2 separate regions of the Homo sapiens genome follow, and region 2 is linked to region 1. A link is a contact called in ENCODE Hi-C or POLR2A ChIA-PET data. All regions are on one chromosome and are shown on one strand. Each heading gives the region's core, a stretch centred on a gene start or an enhancer-like site at or near the end of the contact. The rest is flanking DNA. Distances are from core to core; before and after follow the strand shown. Region 1 has its middle 15 kb from the start of LINC03007. Region 2 has its middle 59 kb from the start of LINC03007.

What was found. Hi-C counts contacts between places; a loop is a spot of excess contacts on that map. ChIA-PET counts read pairs that join two places held with the same protein, here RNA polymerase II (POLR2A). Pooled maps may share reads with other maps.
Region 2: a map of ascending aorta shows a loop between it and region 1 (4-fold over the local background). The contact joins two enhancer-like sites. A Hi-C loop is called at or near these places in 7 of 168 maps with a recorded cell type or tissue (aorta, ascending aorta, chondrocyte and 3 more) and 11 of 50 pooled maps. POLR2A ChIA-PET finds 5 or more read pairs at or near these places in 5 of 52 experiments (AG04449, BJ, GM12878 and 2 more).

The regions. Positions count from the first base shown.
Region 1 is chr7:25,802,386-25,808,586 of GRCh38, forward strand. No RefSeq gene overlaps it. Among named protein-coding and RNA genes, the nearest start is that of LINC03007, 15 kb to the left of the region's middle. Within about 2 kb of position 2,890, at least 3 of the 41 ENCODE cell types and tissues checked have a DNase peak (open chromatin) inside an H3K27ac peak, as active enhancers do; they include ascending aorta, where a contact is called at or near this core.
Region 2 is chr7:25,845,861-25,852,061 of GRCh38, forward strand. No RefSeq gene overlaps it. Among named protein-coding and RNA genes, the nearest start is that of LINC03007, 59 kb to the left of the region's middle. RefSeq lists a silencer at 5,939-5,988. Within about 2 kb of position 3,976, at least 17 of the 41 ENCODE cell types and tissues checked have a DNase peak (open chromatin) inside an H3K27ac peak, as active enhancers do; they include ascending aorta, where a contact is called at or near this core.

The DNA of each region.
Region 1 (6,201 bases), core at 1,640-4,139:
AGTTATAAAAAGTCAAAAGAATATCTTGACTATTGAGAATCAAAAAGATTAGTTTTCTTTCATAAATTCGTGTCCATTTTGGCTTGGACCACATTGCACAGAGTCCAGTGAACACTGGGAAATACACTGTTTATCAAGATTTTTGTGGACTGCCTCATGCAAAAAAATTAATATGTCAAATGGAATCTTTCTTCCTGGAAATTTATAACTTGTTTGTGAACACTGATTATATTCATTTCCAGCTTTCCACTTGACTTTCTGTTGTGAAGTCTGTCATAGCTTCTGTTTCACTTTGTTAGAGGAGACCAGTCATATGGTTTTGTGAATCTAAAGTAGAAGAAATTCCCTTAGAGCAATGAAAACATTCTTAAAACAACTGCTGGGTTCTGCTACAGTGGCTTCAACCTCTCTGGAAATTTTCTTTGTTATTTTTGTTATTTGTTCATTCTGAAGTCTGTAAAAGATAGTTGTCTCCAAATAGCAACTTTTACTCCAAAGAAAGAGTAGGTAGGTATGGTTGTGTATGTGTCTTGTGAGTACCTGCATATAAAGTCACAAAGTTCTAGATAGAATTATATATTTCCTCCTAAAAAGATATTGGAAGGTATCTTTTGCCTCTCTTAGGAACATGGTAAATGTAACAGGAATATAGCCACATCAGTTTTGTTAAAAAGAAACAGATCTTCTATGAAAATAGAGATTTTATATACAACTTGACATTTGAAGACAGATACTTTACCAATGAGATGGTAAAAAACAGTCAGGACTGTTTGATTATGGCTGTAAAATTCCCAACTAAAAACAGTTAAATCAAAATAAAGGGGGTGATCAGGAAGGTACTGGGTGGTTCATGGAGTCGAAGGAGAGCTTCAGAGCTCAGAGGTGACACTTTCTGTTCATCTCATCGCTCTGCGGGCTGTTGGTGCCACGCTGTCTACTGCCAAAGGGCTTTCTACACTTCAGGGAGCATGGCTGGAGACAACTCTGACTTGCACAACTCAGACTTTCCAATCTGAATAGAAAGATATCCTCACCACCAGAACCACCTCGAACACCTGGGAAGGCCCCTGATTCTCCTGGCCGGTGCTGTGTGCCCACTCAGTCATTATGGATCATGGAGCAAGAACGGGGCAGACAAAAGCAGTAACCATCCCTGACAGATAAATACACCTCAAAAAGCCTGCACACCCTAATTCAGCTTAAACGTCCCATTTACTCGCTTCTCCAGACAGTCCAGACCATGTCGTCTTCTTCAATTTCTAGAAGGTGTCAGTTTTCCATTCTTCATTCCCTACCTCTGAGACAGCCCTTCCCACTGTCTGTCAGCACTCTCAGCCTTGCTCTCTACAACACGTAGACAAGAAGGCTTGGAACAATTGAAAAGACTGACAGGAGAAAAGACTTTGTAAAACATTTTGAATTTTGAAACCAAGTAGTTTGAGATGTTTCAGGGTTTTTTTAAGCCTGATTCATCTTAACATTCATAAATAGTATTGATCAGATCTGTATGCACACATACTTAACACACACGTGTGCTTTCCACTCCCACGAGGCAGAATAATCACTGGTGATCTAGTGATTACACAACTTAGAGAATAAAGACCCATATAGAATATCTAAAGAGAGCTGTCCAAATCTGATCCACTGCCTGTTTTTATTAATAAGGTTTTATTGAAATGCAGCCATACCCACCCCTTTAAGTATTTTCTATGGCTGTTTTTGTGCTGGAAAGTTGACTAGTTGCAATAGAGACTGTCAGGTCTGCAAAGTCTGAAATATGTACTATCTGGCCCTTTACAGAAAGTTCCCACATCCTGATCTAAACAAGTCCCCACAAAACCATTTTTCCCTTGAAACCATTTCAAGGATAAGTAGTGTTGTAAATCTGAATTATCCAGATAATTGCCATGTCGCTAATTTTCTTTGCCTGTACTTGCTGTTTAACCCAAACTACATGGACTTATGTCTGTACAGGCCAAGACTTGCAGGAGACCAGTCAACTGTGCATTCAGTCAACAAAAGTAACCAGTATTACTCATATTATCCCTCAAGCAATTGGAACAGTAATATGAAATATCTACACACTTGCCCCACACCTCCCCGTTCATTTCTCTTGGTCATAGAAACAGACGAGAAAGATGTAAGAAGGAGCGATGTGTATTCAGCTCAAAGTGAAGTGGAATTGTGACCATCACTGAATTCCACATAGATGATGATAATTGGGGAAACAGACAAGAAAATACATTTAAGAGTCTGAATTTTCTATTTTGCCTGTCAAAATAAGTGAATCACTGCTGAAATGCCATTTAACTTTACATTGTGTATAAACAGCAAGAAAAGGCAAAAATTACACTGACAAAATGCTATATTCACATTTTTCAGTTTCCTCTTTCTTAGTGCATAAAAATTCTGTGAAGTCTGCACCTCTCAAAAATTTTCTGTGTAACACAATATTGACATATTGAGGGAAACCAGAAGGAGCAAGCAAGAGACCCCAATACACACACACACACACACACACACACACGTTTCTAACCAAAAAAAAAAAGAAAAGTAAAGAAATCCAAGAGCAATAACCAACCCAAAAATGCCAAGAAGCAGGGTTATAAATTTAACACGAACAGCTCCCTCTTCCAACTCCCAGTCCGTTTATCAACTTTTAAAAACTAAATGACAAGTTAAGATTATTAGTCAAAATATATAAATAAATCACCTTACATATGTGATTTCCAAAGTCTGTGAATGATTTCACAGTGGTTAGTTGTAATAAGTGAATACACAGGCAACCTGGGTTTGGGAAAAAACTGGTCCAGGTAAGGCTGGAAGCCCGCCAACCTCCAGACAGCACAATTAGCACAGGAGGTAGACATGAAAGCTGGGCAGCACACAGGAGGCTTTACAACGGCATTGGGTGAGCTTTCTTTCACAAGGACATCCTAGCCATTGCTTGGTCTGCCATCCCCTACACGCAATTCTGCTGTTTATAGAAAGAACTTTTTTTAGATGCCTCCAAAAAGCAAGGATTAAGTCAACTCATCATAAATTCCTCCTGCTAGAAACCAACTCATGGAAAAAACTTTCTGAAAATACAGTTTGTCAAATGCTTTAGGTTTTAATGAAATGCCAAGATGTGGGAGTCATAAATTATCTGCTGCAACAGGAGGCCTCACAGAGAGTGAGGAATGCCAGAGCTCTGTGTTCAAGATGAATTGCTGGAAACTTCTCTATCTTAAAAAATTGATCCTGATTTTTTACCTGTTTAGATTTACACAACATCTGATGTTAACAGCCCTTATGTGGCTGCCATGTGCCAAATGTAGACAAAAAAAACAAGAAGAAAACATTCTTTGAGCTGGCCCAGAGCCAGGTTTGTCACACAAGGGCCCCTGCCCTCCAGGTATCATTTGGTTGCTGCCGTTCATAGCATTAGTGGTGTTGAAATGAAGCCAGCTGTATTCTTTGCAAACCAATTTGTCCAATAGCATGGATTATTGTGTTAGGTAATCTGTCACTTCTCAAAAAAAAAAATCTTTAATGGCCTTTACATATTGCTCTCAGAGCATTTGAAGGCCTTGTAGTGATACCATCCCATGCCTGATTTATTCACCTCAGAAGAAGCCACCCTATTTGGCACCGTCTCTGCTAAACAACTACAGCATTTTTAAGTGTAGAGCTATTCAAACCTGAATTTCCTAGATTATTTTATTTATGCAGTGCATGTAAACATTGAAAGCAAATTCACATCACCAAGGAAAATGATCCCCGTAACATGTCTAAAAATCATCTGTGACTCAGTGATATGATTAGTCCTGTGAAAGCGTTCAGGAAGGAAAGCTCTCTAAGCAATTTCCTCAGTTCTCAGATTCACTTTGTGAGCCTAGACCTAGGAATGAGAAATTTTTAAGGAACATTTTCAGTGTGCGCTTGGAAGAAAATATGGGCTGTTTTCAAGAAACATTCACTACTTGCAGAGCTGAGTCCTGCTCACATTTCTCTCAGACAGTTTCCCTAACTCATGACATGCACAATGATGTTACCCAAGGTTGAAGTTAAGAAACGGCAAGATTTCCTATATATTATGCATTAGTCCATCTGAAATTGCCTTTCTACACAGGTAACAGAAAGCTGACTCTAATCAAAGAGTATTTATTTCTCAAACATAGCAAGAAATCCTGAGGTGGCTGGTGCAGGCAGGTGTAGCAATTCCTCAGCAGGAGCTGGGTCCCAGCCTCCTCCCTCTCTCATCTACTCCTCACGCTTCTTACCTCATGGTTACAAGATAGCGGTCCTCCTGTGGTACCCCATCCACACAAAAGGAAAAGGGGATAGGACATCAGCCTTCAAGAGAAAAGCAAAATTTTTCCCCAAAATCCCCAGCAAACCTCTACTCATGTCTCATTGGGAAAGCTGGGACATTCAGTGGTTTAGGTGCGGACGTTGCCACCCCAAACAGGATTAGGATTCTGTCAGTATGGAAAGAATGGGTATTAGGAAGGTTTCTAGCAGGGTCCACCACAGTGCTTAAGAAGTCATATATTTCTATCCCGAGGAGAGAGCCACACCCAGACTTCAGTGAAACAGGCTGTGTTCTCCAAAACCCTGGTAAGCACCAGAGGCATTCAGTCCCTAAGAGGGACAACTTCGACCTGACTTCCTAGCAGGTGAAATCTTGAGTTAAATGTAAAGTGGGCAATTATGGAATCAAAATGTGATTGCTACTAATGCTGGAAGTAAGTGGCTTTACCAGATCAACCATAAAACATGAACCACATACACAGATATATATATTTTAAATCCTCTTCATAACACTCTTTACCTCTTTCCCACTGAAACTATCAGCTTGCATAATCCTATGGAAAAGGGCAACTTCCCATTCCAAGATATTGCAAAAAGTACTCTGTGCTGAAACAAAACGAAGGGAGGGAGGAGGGAGGAGTGGGGGGAGGGAGGAGTGGGGAGAGGGAGGAGAAGAGATAGGGAGGGAAGACAAAAAGCATTTACTCTAAAAAACAGAAAAGGGAATGATTATTCACTTTAGCCAATGGACCTCCCTTAAGATAATTTTTAAGAGCAAGATTTCCCAATAAATTTATAATAGTTCAATTTATATGCCTTTTTACAGGAATATGTCTAAATATAGAAAGTATAACCTGACACTTGTACTTTATAAAGATTTGGCCAAGATTGGCAAAACATAGTAATTGCTAAAGCAGGATAATGAATACACAGGGTTTCTTTATAGTCTATTTTCTCCTTCTGCTTGGGGTTTGAAATTTTACATTAAAATTTTTTTAAAGATCTGCCACTAGAAAACTAGAATAAAAATTCTAATTTTCTCTAAAAAATAATAACAAAAAGATGCATGACCATCTTCTAACTTAAAGGGAAGTGCATTTTGTAAAGAATATATCCAGGTCAGTAGGGCAATTCAGAGTGATGACTCATTAATTAATAAAACCTATTTTTGAATTCAGCAAAGGGTTTCTGCTGTGAAAATGGAGCACCCTTTCGAGAATGTTTTAAAGCATAAGCAAGTGTGTCTGTGGTTAGAGTTGTTAGTGGACATGGGAAAAGAACCTCATTGGAAATTATGTCTCCAGAGTGCTTCTCTCACTTTTCAGCTCGACTATTGCACTTGATGCTCAAAGCAAGTGACAAATGCTGTACTCTTCTCTCCAACATCCCTTCGAGATCATAAGAAGTGACAGAAATTCCTCCTTTTGCTTTCTAGAACTACCTTTTTAGCAGAAGGCTATGGCTTATACACAGCTGGCTTTTGCAAATAAACCGTACTTTACATTTATTACTGTGCACAAAGCATTTCTTATTCTTGGTTTATTGACAAATCCAATCATGGCTTTTAAAACATTTGTCTACATCCCAACTATTTCCTCTTACTGCGCCATCCACACCACCGTTCCTCGGTGGTGCGTCTCTCACTGTGTAAATTCCTGAGATGAAATCGTTTCCATACTGTTTCCCCTGAGATTTCCCCTTGTTTTGAAAGATTCTTCTTCTCACCTCCCTAGCCTCTTAAAACCTCAATATGATGTTTTCCTCAAGTTCAATTATTACTTCAGAGGCACATTGAACAAACACTTTTGTATTCATTCACTTATTCCTTTGCAATGCAAACCAACATGCCATTTCCCAGATCATAGGTCTTTTTCCAAAATACGCCATAACCTATGCACAAATTAT
Region 2 (6,201 bases), core at 2,726-5,225, 45 kb after region 1:
CGGCCAGCAGCCTGCACTGGAGAGGTTCTGAGGCTGGCTTTGAGCCATTGGGTCCACATGGGCTTGCTGAAGAGATCATCAGCATTTAATCAATCTTCCAAAGGGAAGTTCAACCTGAAGAAGTCAGCCTTCCCTTCAGGCTTCCAGGGCATCTGCTCAATGGCAAAGCAGCTTTAGAAAGAGGGTGCTGACTCTGAGGATGTGTTCCTCCCTCTTCCTTTCCAACAGTCAACGTTGAAGTCAAGATGGCAAAGCAAGAATCCCCTCTGATTGCAAGAAATTGTCAGAAGAAGCTATCCAGTCCTCTGATTGTGGGAATCTGCACCGAGCTGGCTACAGCTCTACAAAGATGAGATTTCCAGGTAACACAGAGTTGAGTTTTGTGTCATCCACATGGGCTGATTTCCCAATTTGGTGACCTGACACATGGCCAAGAGAATAAAGTGATGGGAAAAAAACTCAACTAGAAAATATCAGAGAGAAGAAACATCATGCAGTTTCTTTAAATTGTAGTGAACAAGAGAGTTAACGAAAATCAGCCATTTCATCCCATATGAAAAATAAAATATCTACAGAAAGCCAAAATACTTTTTCCAAACACCATTCTGGAGTCATTTACCACCAACCAACCTTCCAAACAAATCGGTTGTTGATTTGTTTATTTGTTACACAACCAGACACATATGGCTGATGAAAGTAATCAGATGCTGGTGGGGTGAAGACAGAACTCAAAAATAAATTGAACTGAAGAGCTAAACATACTGCAAAAAAGCTCAGGCCTCAGGCACACCTTCCAAGTTGTGTTATTCTATGCTATTCATACCACTTTCCTTATTGATATAAAACAATTTTTGTTTTCTTTTCCAGAAAGAATGCTGCCAATCGCCAGAGGCAGACATGTTTATCAGGCTGTGTATCTTGAAGTCTGACAGAAAATCTGTGGCCTTTGGTACAGCTGAAAAACACTCTGTCAACACCATGGAGAGTGCAAGCCCGTTGTGCTGGCCTCAACCCAAGGAGTGCAGGGGAATGGACAAAAATTTGACTCAAGGCCAAAAATTACAAGAGGAGGGAAAGTCAGACTTGAGGCAAACAAGCCTTTTCCATCGGGTCTGTTTAATATCTCGTGTAAGCATCCAAACCACAAATCGGTCAGTGCTTAGGTGAAAAGACAAGTTTTTCTCCCTTTTGGAAAGCTATTTTGCTTAAGCTCCTATGAATACATCAATTATATTAGCCCTGAGAGTGTCTGTCAGTGCAATGTTAAAAGGTCCACTATTTTTCAGACTGCCCACATCAGAAACAAAATACCCTTCAAACTCTCTGCCCTGAATTGCTTGGGCCAAAGAGAGCTTGAGAGAAAAAGGCATAAACTCCACAACATTGACAGTGAGAAGAGCCACTGGTTTTAAGTAAATTGTAGTCATATTTATCAGCTTAATAAAATCCCCCCAGCACTCGTGTGCCATCAAATTCTTCAATTTCAAATTCAGGAAAAATGGCTCTTTTGTGACAGAAGGTATAAGGCCAAAGGGCAGGTTGTCAGCGAGACCGCCTCCCCTGCAGGCCAGTTGGGCTTGGAGCTTTGGGAAGGCAAGTTTGCAAGAGCCTAGGCCTGTTGCAGAAATACTCTGTCCTCAGCTTTTCCTTCAGGGCCAGGTCCCTGGATTCTTGGATAAGACATTTACAATATGCGGGCACCACACTGAATCAGGACTGTGTGCAGAGAAGCAAACCAGGCCTTTCCACATAGATAGGAAAAAATAATCATAACAGTTCATGGTTATGCAGCTTCCAGTGGACTCCATTGTTACCTGGTAATCATCAGTCAATTGCCATCACCCTTAACCTTAAAGGTGTCACTTTCGTACTTCAGGTATTCTTTCCAAAGTCCCTCTACCCCTTCTTCTCCCTGTCTTATCTGTCCCTGATCTCTGCCACCCTCAGTTGCTTACATTGGCCAACCAGCCTGAAATGGGAGAGGTTGAATCCTTCATGCTATGTGCATAGCCAACATTCCACAAGATTTATGTCACTAAAGCCTGTGAAAATGACAAATGGTGAGAAAGAGGGCCAAAAAGGGAAGCAAAAATAAATCCAACTACGATTTAACAAAGGGCGGCCCAGTATCTGTACCTAGTGGGTACTGTGATATCTTGAGGGACATGAATTTAACAAGAGAAATAAACTGCTGTATGAGGATCTTTAAAATGCTCTTGTTTTCCATTCAAATTCTCTTTAGTAAAGTTGCTTTTTGCCCTGAAGTCATAATCCAATTGTGTCAACGTGGTAATTAAACATCTGGATTGATTAGGTGGGGAAAGGGAGATTATTTTCTAAGATATTTTTTCTAAAAAATAAGCTTAAGAGTAGAAGGGCTCTGGTTTCCCGGAGCTGTCTAGAGTCATGGAAGGAAGGCCGCCAATATGAGGGATGAGGATGGCCACACAGTAGGGTGACTTTTCAATAAAATAACTTTTTTGTTCTTGTCACATTTAGTGAGCTTACTGCAACTACTACCCTACCAAAGTCACTGACTTCAGTAAACCATGGCTCAGCCATATGATGAATCATCCAGATGATCAAAATTATTCTTATGAAGAGCTTTTAACAACAAATACAGATACTTGTGATATAACACTGTGAACAAAAGCAAGATATACAAGGGCATTTGCAGTATAATGACAACTATGAAACCGATCCACATACGAGAACAGCAATACTCCAAAACTTCAAAAGGTGATTAGCTATAGATGGTGGGATTCTAGATGATTTTTGTTATTTTCTAGACCTTGTATTGAGTATTCTATAGTAAGTATGGATTCATTTTTATAATTAAAAATATATTTTTAAATGGAATAAAATCTATAAAAGGCATCACCTACTTCTTTCAAAGGTCACATATTCCTTAATCATGGCTTGAAGCCTCAGAGCTAAAATGGCAGTGTTCAAAATATACATCTGCTTTAGAACCTATTTTCTTCAATCTTTCCTATGATACTTAAAATTTCATAGACCTTCACAGAAATGTGGGAGGAAATCTGTTAGTGACTTTGTACACGCACCCAGATGATCTGGAACTGGTACTCTCCAGTGAAGCAGCCACTGGTCACTGAGGCTACCAAGCACTCGAAATGTGTCTGGTCCAAGCTGAGATGAGCTCTGAGAATGAAATACACACCAGCTATTGAATATATGGGAAGGGGCAAAAAATGTAAAATATCTCAATACTAACTTTATATTGATTACATGTTGAAGTGATATTTTTGAGATATTGCATTTAATGAAAAATACTATTAAATAATTTCACCTTTTTTTTAATGTGTAATATAATGTAATATGTAAAATGAGCTATGTAGCTCACATTAGCGCTCTTTTGGACTGAAATACTCTAGAAAAAAATTCTGCAGAAGTGTGCTTCGATTATCCATCTATCATCTTTCAGAAACATGCAGGATCTGAATACACACAGATTGCTTGCCCAAGCCAGATCTATGGCCCCCAGTAAAATGTATTCTCCTGCCCCTCTTCCAAGTTGTATCACACTTTTAGTGGTCAGACAATTTCAGTTATTTCCAAGCGCAGACGAATTGAGGCCAGTTCGATGAACAGCACTTACAGGCTGCACCTAACAGCCGTCTTGCCTTTCTTCAGACTGACACGGCCCACAGAGCTCAGAATTCTCTAACTCCCTAACATCTGCCTCTGTTCCCATGGATTCACTCACACATCTGTGTAACACTTCATTCAAAGGACACAGTCCCCATTTGAGACAGCCTCAAATATTCACAGCTCCCAAAAGGCTGTGCCAAAGAAACTTCCTCCGTGTAGCTGTAGGCCATCTCTCAAAGTGCCCTTGGTGTGAGGGGACTGAAAATTATTGCTCTTCAAAAGGGCAGGGGAAAATGAAAGGAAGGATTATATCTGCCTGAACTGCCAAACCAAACTCTGAGAAGCAGATTCTCCAGAGAGTGACTCAGGCCCACATGATGTTTGTTGGGGATGATGTTTTCACTGGGAGGCGAAGTGTGCATTTGCTTATCTGGCCAAAGGCTACTCAACTTATGTGGCCAGCCCACCCCACAGCAAACGTGTACAAGGGTTCTTGTTTCTCCCTGCTCAGAGCTGCATTTTCTCTCTCTACAGCAGTCATTAGAATAAATAAAACCCATATAATCAACATGAGAGGAAGAGGACATATTTTTGTAATGCACGCGGGGGAGGAGGGTGGTTTTTAAAACACCAGGGACACCGCGAATGCCACAGTTATTATGTCAAGGCTCATGAGGTCAAAGTCAGTTAATAATTCCCGATTATTCTCTTAAAGATGACTAACACACAGCCCAATGCTAACAGTTTTCATATTTTAATGATCTTCCATAGAGTTTTCTAATTTATTCAACCTCAGCAGATTCCATTTCTTCATAAAAATAAAGTATTTTTCATCACAGAGGAATAACTTCAAGTTTTTCTTCAGGGATGAGAATCCAAAATCCTGACTCTGCCTGCCATGCTACTGAGCTGTCTCCATTTATCTCTCTGAAATTTTTTGGCTTACAGATTAAAGCATTAGAGGAAAAGAAACTATAAACATAAAAGAATAATAAAGATCATGATTTGTTTAATTTTTACATTCTTATTATTAAGACAGAATTTAGGAAGCAAAACTGCACTTTATCACTTTAAAATATACCCCCAAAATCACTACACTAAAGGCATTATAAAGGGTGACATTGTAAGAATATTTAATTGACATGATTTGGGAGGAAGGGCTGGCAGCACACAAGGAAGAATCGAATGTGAAAGAGAATTTGGTTAATTTTAAAATGTTATCCAAGTAATTACAGTCATTATACTTTCCTGCGGCGCAGCAAAGAAGTAAAAATATCAAGCTCTCCCGCAAATTTTCCAATATATACATACTGTTAAAACATACACATGTGCACACAAACACGTACAGTGAAACCAGATTTTGGAGTTTATCGCTTGCCAAGGTTCACCCCAGAGCAAATATTTACTGCGGAGTTACAAAATTTTCCTGAAGGAGAACCAAAATGGAAGCGTTTACATATGCTGCAAGTACTTTGTGTGCGCAGGGGCCACAAGAAAGATATAGTTTAATAAAAACATTTATGGATTTTGAAAGCAAACACAATCCAAGAGTCTTGCACATGTGGGAAAAGATGATATTCCAGCCTAACACGTTCTCTCTTGAAGATCTTTTGGCTGTTTGCAGTGAGCAAACCCCAGTTTCCTCTGGGGCCCCGCTAATCTATATTGTAAACCATTCTCAGGAAACAAATGAAAGAACCATCCGACACTGCCCTCGGAGACAGCGGCAGGGATGCGGCTCTGCTCTACAGGCAGACAGAAACTTCCCAGGATGGGCGAAGGTGGCTGCTGCATGAAGAACTGGGGTTCTCTAACCTAAACCTTCGCCACCTCCTCTTCCTATCAGGAGAATCTCTCTTAACTGATTTCCTCTGCATTCTCTCACCTCCCGGGCTACCTCCCACTTCACCATCGCAAAACGAACCCGATATTTGCAAAACTTAGGAAAAGACACACCGGCGTGCGGCCCACTGTTTCCATGCCTTTTGCCCCATGGCCTGAGAACCCACTGTATGCATGGCCTTAGAACCAAAGTTTTGCACTTCAAGTGAGCTTTGTTCACGTTCGCCCCATTTTGTTCTGCCATTAGGTCTTGCGGGTGCGCTAGCCTGCTCTTCATTAGTGCTTTTGTGCCTCATTCTTTATGAACCCCGGGCTGCATCCATCTACCTTAGCGCTAATGATCAAACGGGGGATCTTGAAATCACTCTGCGCAATTTACAAATCACACAAACTGGAAAAAGGAATTCACGCCAAATTGGACAAACTTTTGGAAAGGCCTTGTGGAGCCTTGCTCCTCTATCCTTGGGCTCTATTGCCCCCTGGTGGTTTCTCCGAGACAAACGCGGCCAGGGCTCAGCTCCGAGGCTCAGGTGTCCTGCCCTGCGGGCTGGAGCTGCTCTCTGGGACGCAGTGGGGCTGACTCGCGGGTGGGGAGGGAAGGAACCGGCAGTACGAAAATAAACGTGGAAGAAAAGGGAACTTGGGGACATTTGTCCGGCAAAAAGGGTTCAGGCTTCTCCACCTAAAACAAAAGAACATTAGAGCTGTACAAAAAAATGCGGAGATCCTAAAACAGCCCCCTCTTTC